2 separate regions of the Homo sapiens genome follow, and region 1 is linked to region 2. A link is a loop called in an ENCODE intact Hi-C map of the cell type or tissue named here. Cell type or tissue: ascending aorta. All regions are shown on one strand.

The links. Hi-C counts contacts between places; a loop is a spot of excess contacts. Peaks named below come from ENCODE experiments on the same cell type or tissue, not always from the same donor. Only the 100,000 strongest peaks of a DNase experiment are listed, where the experiment ranks them.
Region 1: a loop joins it to region 2, with 3 times the contacts of the local background. A loop is called at or near these places in 3 of 110 quality-filtered maps.

The regions. Positions count from the first base shown.
Region 1 is chr7:30,466,350-30,474,349 of GRCh38, reverse strand. All of the region lies in intron 1 of NOD1 (nucleotide binding oligomerization domain containing 1), which reads left to right. Among named protein-coding and RNA genes, the nearest start is that of NOD1, 8.4 kb to the left of the region's middle. In ascending aorta, a CTCF peak has its summit at 4,892; DNase peaks (open chromatin) are centred at 2,989, 3,319, 3,969, 4,789 and 1 weaker place; H3K4me3 peaks cover 2,272 bases; H3K27ac peaks cover 6,526 bases.
Region 2 is chr7:30,177,498-30,185,497 of GRCh38, reverse strand. LOC105375217 (a long non-coding RNA gene) reads left to right here and starts at 360. Exons shown (of 2, transcript XR_927147.4): 1 at 360-6,561. RefSeq lists an enhancer at 6,275-6,324. In ascending aorta, no CTCF peak of the experiment used is centred here; DNase peaks (open chromatin) are centred at 447 and 3,107; H3K27ac peaks cover 8,000 bases.

The DNA.
Region 1 (8,000 bases), 290 kb before region 2:
CCTTTGTAAACTAGTTACAATAATGCTTTCCTTGCTGGGCAGTTTTCAGTATTTGATGAGCTAATCTATGTAAAGTGCTTAGCACATCACCCAGCTTCTAGTAAGTCATGATTATGATGATAAAGATTATGATGATTACTTTGGTTCCAGGGCTGGTCTTTCCTTCTCCTAGTTGTGTGACTTCAGATAAGGTTTTTAATCTTCTTGAGCCTTGGCTTTTGAATCTGTAAAATGGGCTAACTCTACCTATCTGGAAAGATTGCTTTGAGGCTTGATTTGATTAAATGAAATGATGACAGGCCTGATCTGGTAGACCCTAAATAAGAATAGCATTTACATAGACTTCCTGTGTCCCACACTGGTCTAAGAGTTTAGGGTTTTTGTTGTTTGTTTTTAGCTCATTTTATCTTCCCAGCGCCCCTGTGCAGTGGTTATCATTTCCCTTGTTTTATAGAGGAGACAACTGAGGCTCAACAAGATTAAATAACTAGCCCAAAGTCTATCCCAGGACTTGAAGCAGAGTCCCTGTTCTTAACCACTGCCCCAGCTGCTCAGTGAGTACCCCCACCCCTGCTTATTCTACCTACCTCCTGATGCCCATCTCCTGCCATTAACAGTCAGATGTGCTTATGCTCTGTGTAGGGCCATATTTCTGGAAACAGAGCCCCTGCTTCCAAAGAGCAGCTTACTTAGGAAGTGAAAGTGGCAGCTCACTCCTCCTGTCGCCTCCTCCCACTTCCAGATAACATTAAACCTCATCCATTGCTTAGGCTGGTTAATATCAACTGGAAAAAAAAATCTGATACCGATATTGACTAACATTATTAGAGTGGGTTGCAATGTTAGTTTTGAGATAAATGTCATCTCGATGCACTGAGATTGTTAGCCTGTGTGTAATAAAACATGCCTTCACCCAGACAGATGTGGGGGGTGTTTGGAAGACAGAAACCAGGCCTAGGAGATCCCAGGTTGAGACTCAGGTGGACAGCAACAGTATTGAAAATAATATTACATCAAAGGTGCAGTGGTCTGTTCTAAGTACACCACCTTTTCTGACATTCCTTACTCATCCTCCCTCTCCTTTACCCCAGTGGCTTTGGCCTCTTCTTGAGTTCTGGCAATCTTCCCTGAGGTCTGGGTCAGTGGAATTTGGGGGCCCAGAAAGGCAAATTCTCAGTTGAGTGAGGTGTGGCTTCTTTAGCATTCCTGATAATGAGGTAGTAATTGCTTTTCTGGCTTTCTGTGTGTGTGAAGTGCTCTGCTGGCCCCCTACCCTGGTGTGGAAGGCTGTTAGAAAGCTATTTATAGCTCTTGGTTCCTTCTGGCACTTTGGGGCTTCAATTCTGCAACATGTTAATTCAACAAATATTATCAGAAAGTCTTGCTGGTGCCAGGAGTCTACTAAGTACTTGGATTACAGCAATGAATGAAACAGACCCTGCCTCTGGCCATATGGAATTTGGAGGCTGCCGGGTGGAGAGGATGTCTTAGTCAGCTTGGGTTGCTAAAACTATCACAGACTGGGGGACTTAAGCAACAAACATTTATCTCTCACAGTTCTGCAGGCTGGAAGTGTGAGACCTGGTTGCCAGCATGGGAGTTTGGTGAGGACCCTCTTCCTGATTTGTGAAAGAGGTTTCTCATGTCTCTTGCTATAAGGGCACTAATCCCATCATTGGGGCTCCACCCCCACGACCTCATTTAAACCTATTCACCTCCCAACAGCCCTATCTGTAAACACCATCAAATCGGGGGTTCTCCCTCACCATGTGAACTTTGGAGGGACATAAACATCAGTCCATAAGTAGGAGGTTAGGGCAGTAAGCACACAGGTAAATACATAATTGTAACTTGTGGAAAGTGCTTTAAGTGAAAACAACAGCATGTCATGAGACAGGAGATCAGAGCAGAACTAGAATTAGGAGAGTCTGGGGACGCCTCTCAAGGAATGAGCCTTTTCAACTAGGACTTGGGATGAAAAAAAGAGTGAAATCATGCTGGATGCAGAGAACAGTGGGTTCAAAGACCCAGAGGTGAATGGGAAGGATGTGGGTGTGTTGAGTGGCTGGTGTGGTAAGGCCCAAGCCCAGGAGGGTACAGAGCTAAATAATGAGACACACTCAGGCCAAGTAGGGCCTCCTGGGCTGGGTAAGGATTTGGGATTTTATTCTGAAGTGCGGAGGGAAGCTTTGGAGGAATTTCCCCTCCTGACTTTTTCCTGTCATTCATAATATACAAGAAAAAGATCATTAGTCACTTCTATTTATTCAGATAATGAACAATCTCTACTTCTTAAGCTATATAAACCTTGTCTTAGTGTGTGAAACAATTCTGGAGTGTCTAGTTTTCAATCTCCAGATGAGGGAACTGAGGCTCAAAACAAAGTGAAAGAAGGCAGAGGCAGGATTTGGAACCAGGCCTGCCCAGCCCACGGCACATGCTCTGTAGTTTTCTGGGACAGATGAGTGTAAATGCATATGGGCCTCCTAGGCACCCGGCATCCTTCATCAGGAGCTTCAGTGGATGGACTAGGGTGGAGTCCAGTCCTTCCTGGCTCTTTAGAAACAGGAACAAAAGACCCCGAAGAGTGGAGGGAGGTTGGGCATGTACAGGTCAGGGGGTCAGAATCTGTAGGCACCAAATGTCAGGGCCCCCTGGCTATGGGAAGGGCTGTCAGTTTTTCACGCTAGTCTGTTCTGCTCCGCCTAGCTGTTGCCCAGAAATCCCAAAGAGGGTGCCTTCCCAGCTCTGTTCACCTTTGAAAATCTGAATTCATCATTTGTGTGCACTTGAGAGACCCAGGGTTTGGTAAAAACAAAATTCTTTATTGGGTGTTTTCAGGTCACAGGAAAAGCCTCCACTGTGTGGGACCCACATCCTTAGCACTGCATGCTGGCTGCTTCCAGGCATCTGCACTGACCCTGTTTCTCCTTCCTTGCTGTGAAGCGGTCATGAGGTTGCAGTGCCAGATGTGTTGCAGGCCAGGTGTATCTCGGCTGGTTGGGCAGGCCTTCTGCTTAACATGGGACCTCACTTAGTGAGGGAAGAGAGCAGTCCTGGCCCAAGGGGTGCAGTGTCTGGGGCAGATGCTTTAGGGGTTATGGCTCTATCATCTTCTCAACCTCTTAATGCCACTCAGGGTCACCACACATAAATCCCTGGGTACTCTCCCACTTAGCTCTGTGACAGGTTTGTGTCCTAGATGCTTGCTGACTCTGTATACATGTTCAATGGGGTTAATAAACGTCTTCAGCTAAGCATTTTGGCCAGCGATCAGCAGAGTGTTTATTTGCTGTGGGCCCGGTTTCAACTCCCACTTTGGTGGTGACTAATATATTTTGTTCTTGTGGAGTGCTTTTCACTTGATAAGCCCCAGACACTTTCTGTGTCAGTCCTAAATGCCATATCCAGATGTCCTCCAGCTTCCAGATCGGCCACTTCTGTGGCACTTTCCTCTGCATAAACACTTCAGCCCTCTCGCAGAGTGGAGTTCCAGGAAACCGGTTTCCACTTCAAGGCTCTGTTGTTTTCTGCTGGCTTTCTTCATTAAGATATTTTTATTCACTGGCCCCTCAGAGATGAATATCAAGTGCAGTGTTTTGGGAACTTTGTTTTTCAAAGCCTGGATAAAACCAAGAAAATGTCAAGCAGTAGGTGATTAAGTACCAAGTGGTCGCACAGGCAATGCTTTTGACATTGACAGCTGGGCTCTGGTTAACCTTTTAAAGACAGCAGCGAAGATAAATGCCTTAGAGCAACAGAAACTATTGGTGATGGAAAGTTGAATTTATTCACCAATAAACTTGGTAAGTGACATTCCCTAAGTGAGCCTGTGAATTATGGAAATCCACGTATCAGTGGACATGATGAAGCACCTGCTATACGCAGTGCACCCGGCCAGATTCATTCATTCGACGGTTCCTATCGAGCACCCTCTATGTGCTGGAGATACGGTGACTCACCAGATGGTCGCCCTCCCTTGTCATCAGTGCTGGCCTTGAAGATGACAGATGGAAATGCTGGCCTAGGCTGCCCTCTTGTAGGTCACGGCCGGTGCTTACTATGTGACCAGTGCTGTTCTAAATACCGTATGTACGTGTATTAACTCACTGCATGCTCACAGAGATCCCTACATGGAGTAGGTGCAGTTATTATCTGTACTTACAGAGAAGAAAACAGAAGCACAGAAGAGAGCATTATTTGTCCAAGTCACATAGCTGGTGATTGGAACCAGATAGCCTGGCTTTAGAGTCTGTGTCCTTCACTGCCACTACCAACCAATGTGAAAGGAAAATAATCAACTTAGGACACAAAGTTGCACGCCCTCTGAGAGAGGCGGGGATAGAATACCATGGGCCTTCCCAGCAGGGAGAGATGGGCTTAGGGGAGAAACAGAGTAAGGTGGGAACCCTACCCTTTTCCCATTCTGACAGGTGACATCCCCGCTGGGGGGATGGAGGAAATGTTTGGCTACTGAGGAGGCTACTCTGGCCAGAAGTAGACAAAAGAAGCAACTGTCTCGCAGCCAGGAGACTTGGATGCTAGTTTTGATTGATCCGGACAAGTCCAGGGCCCTGCCCAGGGCCTCTGTTTTCCCATCTCTAAAATAGGTGGCTTGGACAACATTCTGTTTGACCTCAGGAGCCCAGGATTTCAGCAGAGAAGGGAGGAGCTGGCTCTCTGTGCACTCTGAACAGGGTTTCCTGACCAGAAGAAGATGTTTGGCTCTGAGAGATGTGGGGGCAGGCATTGGACTTCCCAGAAGGCCTTGGCAGCTGTGAAAGGATGTATGCGTTCCACTGTGGTCCCACCCCGAATGCTGACGTTGGCTGTGTCTGCATTCCTTTCTTTGTAGGCAGGATGGCAGTGTCTGTGTGTCTGGAGCTCACACTATAAGGTACTTTGTATGAGAGACAGAGGGAGCTAGAGGGAGGGAAGAGGGAGTAGGGAGGGGAAGGAAGCCGGGAGAGAGAGAGGTGATTCCGGGAGGGACTGACTTCCATCTGCTTTCAAATTCTGAGGGATTAAGTGCTTTCAGATACTTAAAGTCAGTGAGTGTCAATGGAGTTAAAAAGCTTCCAATAATAATTGTAGCTTCATCCATCTGCTAAATTGTCTCCAGAGTCGGCTGCCTATAGTGTTCTGGCATGGCAGAGGCCCACATGACCGGGCTTGTTTTCCAGGTTAAGTTCCTTAAGAAATTGTAAACCAAGCAAGAAAAACAAACAGACAACAACAGAACACAGATTGTTGTGGATCATGCAGCAGGAAAAGTAGGACACCATTTGAGCTGACCAAGCATATGTGTTCTCCGTGCAGCTCTGTCGAAGCTGTGTAAGGTGTGCTTGGTGCTGGCTCCTGCCAGATGCTGTTGGCATGGCTTCATCCACCCAGCTTGCTGTTGGGTAACTTGCAGAGTGAAGAAGTCTGTTGTTCACGTCATCACCACAACCCTGAACATCCAAGCAGTTCATGTCAACAACTAGAGTATAATTATCTTCTTTACTTGTAAAACTGTGGAGCCTGTGGATTAAATTCACCAAAATGAATCATATTCAAGAGAAGTCATTTCCTAAAGGAGAATTCAGATGTGGTCCCCATTCATGGGTATATGTGTGCCAGTTATGTTGGGGGTTGGTGGAGCCCACTCTAATTGACATTTGCAATCTGGGTTATATCACCTCTGAGGTAGGCAGGTACCTACATGAGGTAGGCAGGGAATGATGGCTTTAACTTAGTTCATTCAATAAATGAATATCAGTTATCTATTCCTATTGTCCAGGATGGTGGTGGGCAGAATGTCTGAGAAGCCCATGTTGTGTATGGCAGGTTGTGACTTTACCAGAGATGGCATTTTCTGGTTAAACTTGGGTGATAGGATGTGTTTTTAACAGAAAGGGAAAAAGAATCTGAACTAGTTTCCTTGGTAATAATAACCATTTGGGTTGGGGAGCTGATACTGGTTAGGAAAATGTGAGGCCCCTTTGACATCATCCATTTGCTGCTGAGAAATCAAAATTAAAACATCACTCGGTGTCAGAATGTTCCAGAAGGCAGTTGAGCTGCTAATGTTTTGAAGTGTTCAGAGGTATGTGTTTTATGAAAAAAAGAGGAAATACAAGACAAAGGAAATGAAACGTTTGGCAACCATTGAGCATTTCTTCAATATGGTATTTCTTGTGGCTCTGGGATTTTAAAAATCCACTTGAAAGCCAGTATTGTTGACTTTTGCTCTGTACTATTTTTGTGGGGACTGATTATTTTTCACTTTATATTCCTTATTTCTAACTAGGCTTAATGGTAATACCCTAAGTTGATGGCCTTCTACTAAATTTAAAACAAAATATAGGCCGGGTGCGGTGGCTCACTCCTGTAATCCTAGCACTTTGGGAGGTCGAGGCAGGTGGATCACCTGAGGTCAGGAGTTCAAGACCAGCCTGGCCAACGTGGTGAAACCCCGTCTCTACTAAAAATACAAAAATTAGCCGGGTGTGGTGGCAGGTGCCTGTAATCCCAGCTACTCAGGAGGCTGAGGCAGGAGAATCACTTGAACCTATGAGGCGGAGGTTGCAGTGAGCCAAGATCACGCCATCGCACTCCAGCCTGGGTGACAAGAGTGAAACTCTGTCTCAAAACAAACAAACAAACAAAAATAACAACAACAACAAAAAAAACTGTTCCCACCCACAATCCCATCAGATTTATTGTGATACTTTCACAAAACAGGAAGAGCTTTTTATTGATTTACAGGTGCACAGAAAGTCTTAACATCTCATCTGAGTTTGTTTGGTCTTAATGAACCATCGTTTAGTTTAATGAAGACCAAGCATTTTCTCTCTAGGGCAGGTGGGCCCTTTGAGTTGAAAGTCATAGTTCCTCAAAACAAGGCAGTCGCTGAGAATGTTGTGCTGGCCTGCCTCAAGATGTCCTGAGATGCCCTAATGAGGAAAAGGCCCTAAAATATTTCAATCATGCAAGTGTATAGCCTTCTTATAAAAAAAAAAACATTACGAATAAAAGTCCTACCCTACTCCTGGTGTCCTCTCCCTTTCCAGAAGTAATTTTCATTCTCACACCGTGTGTCTTCTCACAGGTGGTTTTCTTTGCATTTACATTCACGGGCGTATGCCTATAGAGAACGTGGAGTGCTTTGTGTATTTGGAGGGCAGGGGATGTGGGCAAGCCATATAAATGTTATTATACTCTATATTTCTTTCTGCAACTTACATTTTTCAAGTGACAGGATGTCTTAAGGCTCTTTCTATGTCAGTACATGCAGCTCCACCGTGTTCTTTTTCATCACTGGTCGGCTTGGCTTTTAGGGATACCAACCCAGTAATTCTAACAGAAATGATGGATGTGGTTCTGTGGAGCCAAGTGAGGGGTGGAGTGAGGTGGCAGGACCCAACACAAGTTGGGAGAAGGTGAATGATGTAACCCAAGGACAAATAAAGAAGGTGCATGTCCTGCCTATTTTTCTTCCTAGTAAAGCAGTATCTCCCTATATAGATTACTGCTGAGTCTGAGGTAGACAGGGAATGGTGTTATATTTTATCTTAAATCTTAATTCCATAAATAGTTATAGTATCTGAAAAAGGTTGTAGTGACTTTTCTGTGCTAAGAGGGATCCTTTAATGTAGTGGGCTCAGACAACGAAGGTTTTTTGTTTTGTTTATTTTTTAAGAAACAGGGGTCTCACTTGTCACCCAGGCTGGAGTACAGTGGTGTGATCATAGCTCACTGTAGCCTCGAACTCTGAACTCCTGGGCTCAAGTGATCCTCCTGCCTCGGCCTCCTGAGTCATTAGGACAGTAGGCGTGCACCACCATGCCTGGCTATCAAACAATCAAGGTTGATTTCTTCCTCATATCTTATGTCCTTTGCGAGTTGGCAAGAGCTACTCATTGTGGTTATTTGTGGGCCTGAGCTGATGCAGCTGCCCCCATCTTGTGCTAATCATAGTGCCAGAAGCAAAAAAAAAAAAATTGCACATTGATAAA
Region 2 (8,000 bases):
AATTCTACTGTTCAACGTCCATCTAGTTGCCAATAAAGAAAAAAGCATCACAATTCATGCATGTTATACAATGACCTCCATAAAAAAATTTTTCAAGTAACATGAGTTACTTAATATTGCAAAATGGTCCCCAGTTGCCACGCACATCTGTGTACTTTGCCAATCTGTGAGCACCCCCAGATCCAAAACCAGGAATTGAAACTCAAAGAGGGCAAGGATGCCTGCCTCCACTGGGAACTGATACTTTGTTATGCAAGAATCTACTGTAGTTTATGCTGTTTGGGGGAAGGGTTTGACAAATTACTTGATTTGTCATTTCTGTTTTCTGAGTACTTATGCCGCTCAAATTCTCCAGACCCAAGGCCTTGCTGGCCCAAGTGAACAATGGCAGAAGTCCCAAACCTTCCTGGCACCCAGAGGTAGTCTCTTTGGTCTCAAGGACACAAGGCAGATGTGATCTGGGGCCTGAGGCCTGAGGAGTACTGGTCACAACAGTGGCTATTCAAGGACATGAGTCACACTCTTCTAGTGCCAATCACCAAATAGAACAGCCATGTGTTCTTTAACACATTTATTTTTGTGTGGTTTGCGATACTGGGGCCTTCTAAAGCAGGAGTTGGCAAACTTTTTCTGTAAAGGGCCAGATTGTACATGTTTTTAGCATTGTGGTCCATAGGGTTTCTATTGCAACCATTCAGTTCTGCTGTTGTAGTGCAAAAGCAGCCAAAGACAGCTTGTAAATGAATGAGGGTGACGGCGTTTTAATAGAACTTTATTAACCAAAGCAGGCCAGATTTGGTCCAGTTGGTTGGCCCTTGTTGTAACTAACACACAAGACCTTTGGTGGGGGTCTCTCTTGCTTGTATCTAAACACAGTTCTGACTTTTTCATTTTTATAATTCTGTAATCTAAAGGATGAGATCCAAAAGAAATAGAAAACCTTTATGTTCCTCAGCTAAACTTCACCCAGTTTTTCATAGCTGTGATGAGAATGCTAGTCTTCCTAGTTGTGTGACCTTGGGAAGTTACTTAAATCCTCTCACCTTCAGTCTCCTCATTTGTGAATGGTCTACTTGCTCTATCTAGCTCCCTCAGGAGATTGTTGAGAAAGTAAAAATAACATCATGATGATGAAGATAATGATGATGGTGATGATAATGCTTCTCATTTGCAAAGTGCTTTTTAGTTTTCCATTTAACCTTTATAAGAATCTTATGAGATAGTATCAACCCCATTTTCAAATGTGTGGAAACAGGCACAGAGAGCGTTAATAGCTTGTTGAGAACTACCAACTGGTAACCAGCAAAACAGGTCTCAAAACCAGGGCTCTTGAATCCCAGTGTCAGGCCACTTTTATTTCAACTATGCAGAGTCTTTATGTAAAATATGAAGTACTATGTAAACCCAGTCCTTTTTGAAACACTATTTTATGCATCTTGGACGTGGGACACATTGGACTATAATTGTCCTAATATTTAAACTTTACCATAGACATTCTTTCAAAATGCCTGTGACACATTTGAGTCATTACTGAACAAACACTATTTATCCCTGTATCTTGGGTTACGCTGATAGGAACAGAAAACATGCCAGCTTTATTAATTTCTTCCCATATGGGCTTTTTCATTTGGCTGCCAATGAGCGAGCTCATTGCCAACTCAGCAGTGAGTTACATTAACATGGATTCCTCTATTATCTTGTCCAAAAAATGGCTCTCACCTGTACAGGTGCAACATGTACTTTAAGGAGGACACTTAGGAAGCTCTCCTGTGTTTGACAGGGCTCAGTGGTTAGACTTGATACTGCATCATGTGTTCACCATGGCTGTTTACTAAATGGTGAAAATTTTGCTATTGTAGATTCTAAATCAAAGTTGAATCTCTTTCATTTTGGTGGGATTACAATTTGTCAAATAGCTCTTGTGTTATGGTTTGGATCTGTGTCCCCACCCAAATCTCCTGCTGAATTGCAATCCCCAATGTTGGAGGAGGGGCCTGATGGGAGGTGATCGGGTCATGGGGGTGGTTTTTCGTGATTTAACACCGTCCTCCCCTTGGTACTGTCCTCCTGACGGTCAGTTCTCATGGGATCTGGTTGTTTAGAAGTGGGTAGCACATCCCCTCTCTCTCTCTTGCTCCTGCTCCAATATGTAAGACGTGCCTGCTTCCCCTTCACCTTCCACTATGATTGTAAGTTTCCTGAGGCCTCCCCAGAAGCAGAAGCAGCTATGCTTCCTATACAGCTTATAGAACCATGAGCCAGTTAAACCTTTTTTCTTTATAAATTACCCAAGCTCAGGTGTCTCTTTATAGCAGTGTGAGAACAAACTAATACATCTTGACACTGGACTGTTTGACATTTAAGGTTTGGAAATGTTTTCTATTTTTTTGTTTGTACAATAAAGGACATAATAAGAGTAGTGTCCATGACTAATTAAAAATGCGATTCTGACTGGCTCAACCCCATGAGCTCTATGCTTCCTTATATTTTCACGTAACTGTTCTCTCACAATGCTGCTTTTTGTCACATGATTCTACAATATTAATCTCATAAAGCTGTGCTGCCTAACATGGTAGTCACAGATCACACATGGCTATTGAAATTTAAATCAGTTAAATGTGAAAAGTCACTTCCTCTAGCCAAATCTGAAGAGCTCAATAGCTATATGCAGCAAGACACTAAACTGTATTGGGTAGCACAGATATAGAAATTTCTATTATTCGAGAATGTTCTATTGGATGGCACTGTACAATGGATTTAGAAACTAAGACTGACCCACTTACTTTCTTCTTTTAAACCACCCATACTAAGATCAAGACTCCCAGCAACAACAGGTACCATTACATGTCATGTGCCACGCACTGAACTAAGCCCTTAGTGTATATTATCTCATCAAATCTTTGTAATAAGCTCATGTTATCATTAAGATTTATTTAGAACTCGAAGCTCACATAGTAAGAGGCAAATTTGAACTTTGAACCCAGGTCTTTCTGGCTCCAAATCCTAAGCTCTTCAACAGTCAGCTATACCAACTCCTCCTTCTTCTCCTCCTCCTCCCCCACTAACTCTGATGTAGGCCTGGCCAGGCAATCAGGGATAACGCCAAGGCTAAATGCCATGCTGTACCCTGCCAAAAGCAAGGGCAGAGCTGGGCACGAGTAGGCAGCTTGAATCATCTTGGTGGGGGTAATTCAGTCCCATCTAATTTTGGGACAAAATGAAAGCTGTGTTCTTCATAACAAATGACTGAGACTTTTCACAAACTGGATAATTTTCCAGTGGAAATACCCAAATAAGAGTAATCACTAGTAGATCTGTTAAGATTGGTGAGTAAAATTTGACATTAACCAAAAGAACTGAATGCATTGGCTTATTATTATTATTCTCTTCATTCTTTTCTTTTTGAAAGTGCTGATTTCATTCCACACATCCCATGTGCCAGCTATTATTACATTTCTGTGTTTCAAAAATTTTCTCTGGGCCAATTCGGAGAAGGCTGGCTCCTGCCCCTCATTCAAAGCAAACAGCCCGTATGTCTCCCTAAATGTTGAGCTTTTACTTTGAAGCTTAAATTTAGTCTTGTTTTTTAATGTAAACAAATCTGCAGATTAGATGGCAGAAATGTGTGTCTCTAGGAGACAGCCTATAGTGTTTCTTTAGCTCGTTGTGAAAACTCCATGTTTCGCACCGATCATGGATTTCTTACTACAGTCTTTCTATTCTTCCCTCCCTTTTTCTTTCCTTTTTCCTTCACATGTGCTATGGTTTGGATATAGTTTGTCCTCACCAAAAGTGATGTTGACATTTGATTCCCAGTGGGGTAGTGTTGGGAGGTGAGGCCTAGCAGGAGGTGTTTGGGTCATGGGGGCAGATGCCTTACAAATACCTTGGTGCTGTAACTGCAGTAGACAGTGAAATCTCATTCTGGGAAGGCTGGATCAGGAAAGGGATTCGTTCCTACAAGAGTGCATTGGTATCAAGCCAGGACACCCCTTGGATTTTGCCCCTTGGCGCATTTCCGCTTCCCCTTTGACCTTCCGCCATGTTGTGACGCAGCATGAAAGCCCTCACCAGCAGCTGAGCAGATGCCAGCTCTCTGTGTAAATCATCCAGTCTCAAGTATTCTCTTACAGTAACACAAAGCAGACTAAGACAACACGGTTCCCTGAAACTTAGCTTCTCAGTTGTCTCCATTAGCACTTTTTAATAGGTCATAACTTTGCCAGAGTAAGTAAATCCAACTTGGAACAAGTCAGACTGAGGATTTTCCCCAAAATGAGTTTCCATAGAAATCATGGTAAGCCCATGAAAGAAAATTTCCTTGGAATTAAACAAAAATGCCATACAATTGTCAGGATCTAATTCAGCCTCATCAAACTTCATCTAAAAGCAACGGTGCTGGATGGCAGAATGGAGAACTGTGTGACCTCCCTCCCAGGACCATGGTTCTCTTGAACCTGAATATGTTATTTCAGATCCAATCATTAGACCATTTATTAAATATCCATCTGGCATATCAGACACACTGGGTAATTAGCAGTGATGAGTAAGAATACAAGAGCAGACCAATTATAAAACCTCCTCCTATTAGTCATATGGTTACCAATTATCACACGCAAGCCAAATCCTGTCCATAGTCAACATTCAAAAAATAAAATCTATTAACAAGGCAGGCTTTTAAGTTCATGATGTCAGGATTGTGCTGAACTGCACACATCAGAATGGAAATACATTAGGTCAACAGATAGAGTGAAAAATACAAGATAATAAGATCCAGAAGAGTCAGAACCAAAAGAGCTGGGACCTGACAGAACCATGTGGCCAAAGCTGAATGTCAAGATTTCACGACTTGGGCAAAATTGTTACTAAGCTTAATATTGTTGCTTTGAGGGGTCTGTAAGCTTTGAGGGTCATGAACCCTGTCTACTTTTACTCTCCCTCATATCTTCAGCACCAAACAGCCCCCACCTTATAGTACATATTCAATAAGCATTTTATAAACTAGTGACTACATGAATAATGAATAAAGTGAAATTTGTCTTTTTGACCAGCTTTTCTATCTTTTGTCACAAGCACTGTCTCTCTTGGTCAAATTCTTGAGATACCTTGCAGACTATGATAAGCAATGGCCTGTTACTCAAACCTTCCTGATTTGTTTGGTTGTTCTATTCTTCATCAAACCTCAACTACCTTAGAACCCTTTCTCTCAGAGCCAGTTCATTACATGAACTTATTTATGCTGGTTAATGAATGCAAATAAGTGGACCTATTCCTTATAATAGGCTTCCATTTTAACATTTTAACATCATGGTTAGGAGTGAGGACTTTGGAGTCAGACCTGGGTTGGAATCTGCCACTTAGTAACTAAGACCTGGAGCAAGTTACTTAGACTTTTAGTTTCCTCATCTGTAAAAGGATGTAAATAGTTCAATACCTATCTCATCGTGTGGTTATGAGCATTAAAAGCAGTCTCCACGTAGAATGCTTAGCACTTAGCTCACAGTAAATCATCAGTTCTCAGAGTGTCTTCCCACACTCCAGCATCACCATCACTAGTTAGTTATGTGTTAGAAATGCAGATTCTCGGCTCCACGCTAGCTTTTGAATCAGAAACTCTGGGGGTGAGGTCCATTAATCTGTGTTTTAATCAGGTTTCCAGGTGATTCTGATGTAAGCTAAAGCTTGAGAACCACTGTAGTAAATGTTAGCTGTAGTAATAATAATAATAATAAATTATAGCTAGCATTTATGTTATAATAATGTGTTGATATTGTTACTAATTTGACAGAGACCATCTAGAATACTACTTTAGTTGAGTTGTGTTCCATCCAAGTTCTGGGAAGCCTGGGGGCTCATGGAGTTATATTGGAGGCCACTGCAAAATGAGGAGGGGCAAATCACAAAGAGAGATCTAGGTTGTCCCCAGCCCTGCTTTGACAAGTGAGCTCAGCTTTATCAGTTTTATATACTTCCGTTCCGTTCCATTCCATGTTAAGTTTGCTTGACAAAAGAGTTCTGCTCTGAGATAAATCTTGAAAATCACTGCCTTCCCCAAAGTGCCAATGGGAATTGGACTGGACTATGAGAGGGAAACAGGGGACCAGAAGATTTTCCTGGGCTGCTCCCCACAAAGGATGATTAACGCCAGCCCTGCATTCAGATCCAAACTCCACAAACAGTCTCTGGGAATTGTGCTGGGCACGGTGCCTTTTGTCAGACATCATATTATTCAGTCCTTACAAGGTGTTACTTCCCCTTCTTTTCAGATGAGAAAATGAAAGTGAAAAGAAGTTAAGTAACTTGTCCAAGGTCACACAGCTAGTGGAGCTGGGACTAGAGACAGATCACATGATTCTGAGATTTGTTCTCATTCTCCAGGAATGGCTGCTGGTCATCCTGAGTGGCTAACAACACCCCCAGGGAAATCAACCCTAGGGTGCTGGACGGACTCTGCAGAGATGTCAGATCCCACTTTTGGACTAATGGACAGCAGGCAGCTGGCTTCTGCTCCACCATTTGCTCAGCACCAAGGCCTGGGACAACTTATTGGTTCCTTACAAAGTGAGTCATGGTCACAAAGAATTAGAAAGTCCTCAGATTTTGGAGTTCAGAGGGGCTTTTCTCTATGGGCAAGTCAGTCAGGCTAGGAAGATGGTCTCAATACACTAGATATGTAGGAGTAGGGAGCTATGAGTACAAGAATCCAAATGCCAACCCTGTAGCCATGCCAACCTATAACCAGATTTATTGCATGGTTTTAGGCAAGTCAAGTTTAGTCCTTTACACCTTGGTCAAAGGCCTAAGTAAATGGTCAAACCTTTTACTTGCCATCCTAGGTGAACTTTGTTTTTTTGTGGGGTTTTTTTTTTTTTTTTTTTTTTTTTTTTAGAGTTAGAGTCCTGCTCTGTTGCCCAGGCTGGAGCAGTCATGTGATCATAGCTCACTGCATCCTTGAACTCCTGGGCTCAAGCGATTTCCCCCCACCTCAGCCTCCTGGCTAGCTAGGACTGCAGGTACAACTGCCATGTCTGGATAATTTTTCATATTTCTTTGGTAGAGACGGAGACTTGCTTTGTGGCCCAGTCTGATCTTGAACTCCTGGACTCAAGCGATCCTCCCACCTCTGCCTCCCAAAGTGCTGGGATTAGAGGCATGAGCCATTATGCCTGGCCCCAAGGTGAACTTTAAAACCAAATTAAATAATATTGAGAGATCTTTAAGCTCCTTGGAAAGTTGCACCAGATAAATATTTTTGTCATTAACTGCAGTATTACTTATTCACTTATTAGCTCATTGCAGAAACGTTTATTAAGCACTTTCCATGTGCCAGGCATTATGCCAGGTACTGGGGATATAAGGGTGAACAAGACAGCTGTGGTTTTAGCCTTCTAAGAGCCTATGATTTGGTGGGAGCGGGAATCTTCGGGAATGGTCTGTCCTGTGCTGATTACACAGAAGTGCTATTAAGTATTTATTATGTTTTAGGCACAGTGCTAAGTGCCACACACAAATTAGTATTTCACTTTCTTCTCACACTGATCCTTTGAGGTAGGAAAAATGATGTCCACATTACAGAAAAGGAAACTGGGACTCAGAAAGTTAGAGTAACCTGCCAAAGTAAAGTTCACTGTTACTAAATGACGAGATCTAATTTTAAAACCATGCTGTTAGCCTCTATGTTATAGGTATTTATGTACATACATACCCATGTATAAGGAATATGTTTTTCAGTGCTTTAGAAGGATATATATGGCCTTTAGTAAGTTTTCAATAAATATTAATTAAATCAATATACAGTTTGGGGTCGAGCTAGAGATAGAAAGTCCCAGTTGAGGAGATGAATCGGGGTGCTCCTGGGAACTGGAGTAACTCTTCTGAGGAGCACTGAAAAGAGAGTCTACTCAGTGGCAGGCTGAGAAACAGGCTTGGGAGAAGAGGGGTGCCCGAGACTGAAGCTGGGTTGCCGAGAAGCCACAACACTGGAATCATCCCTGCGAGAA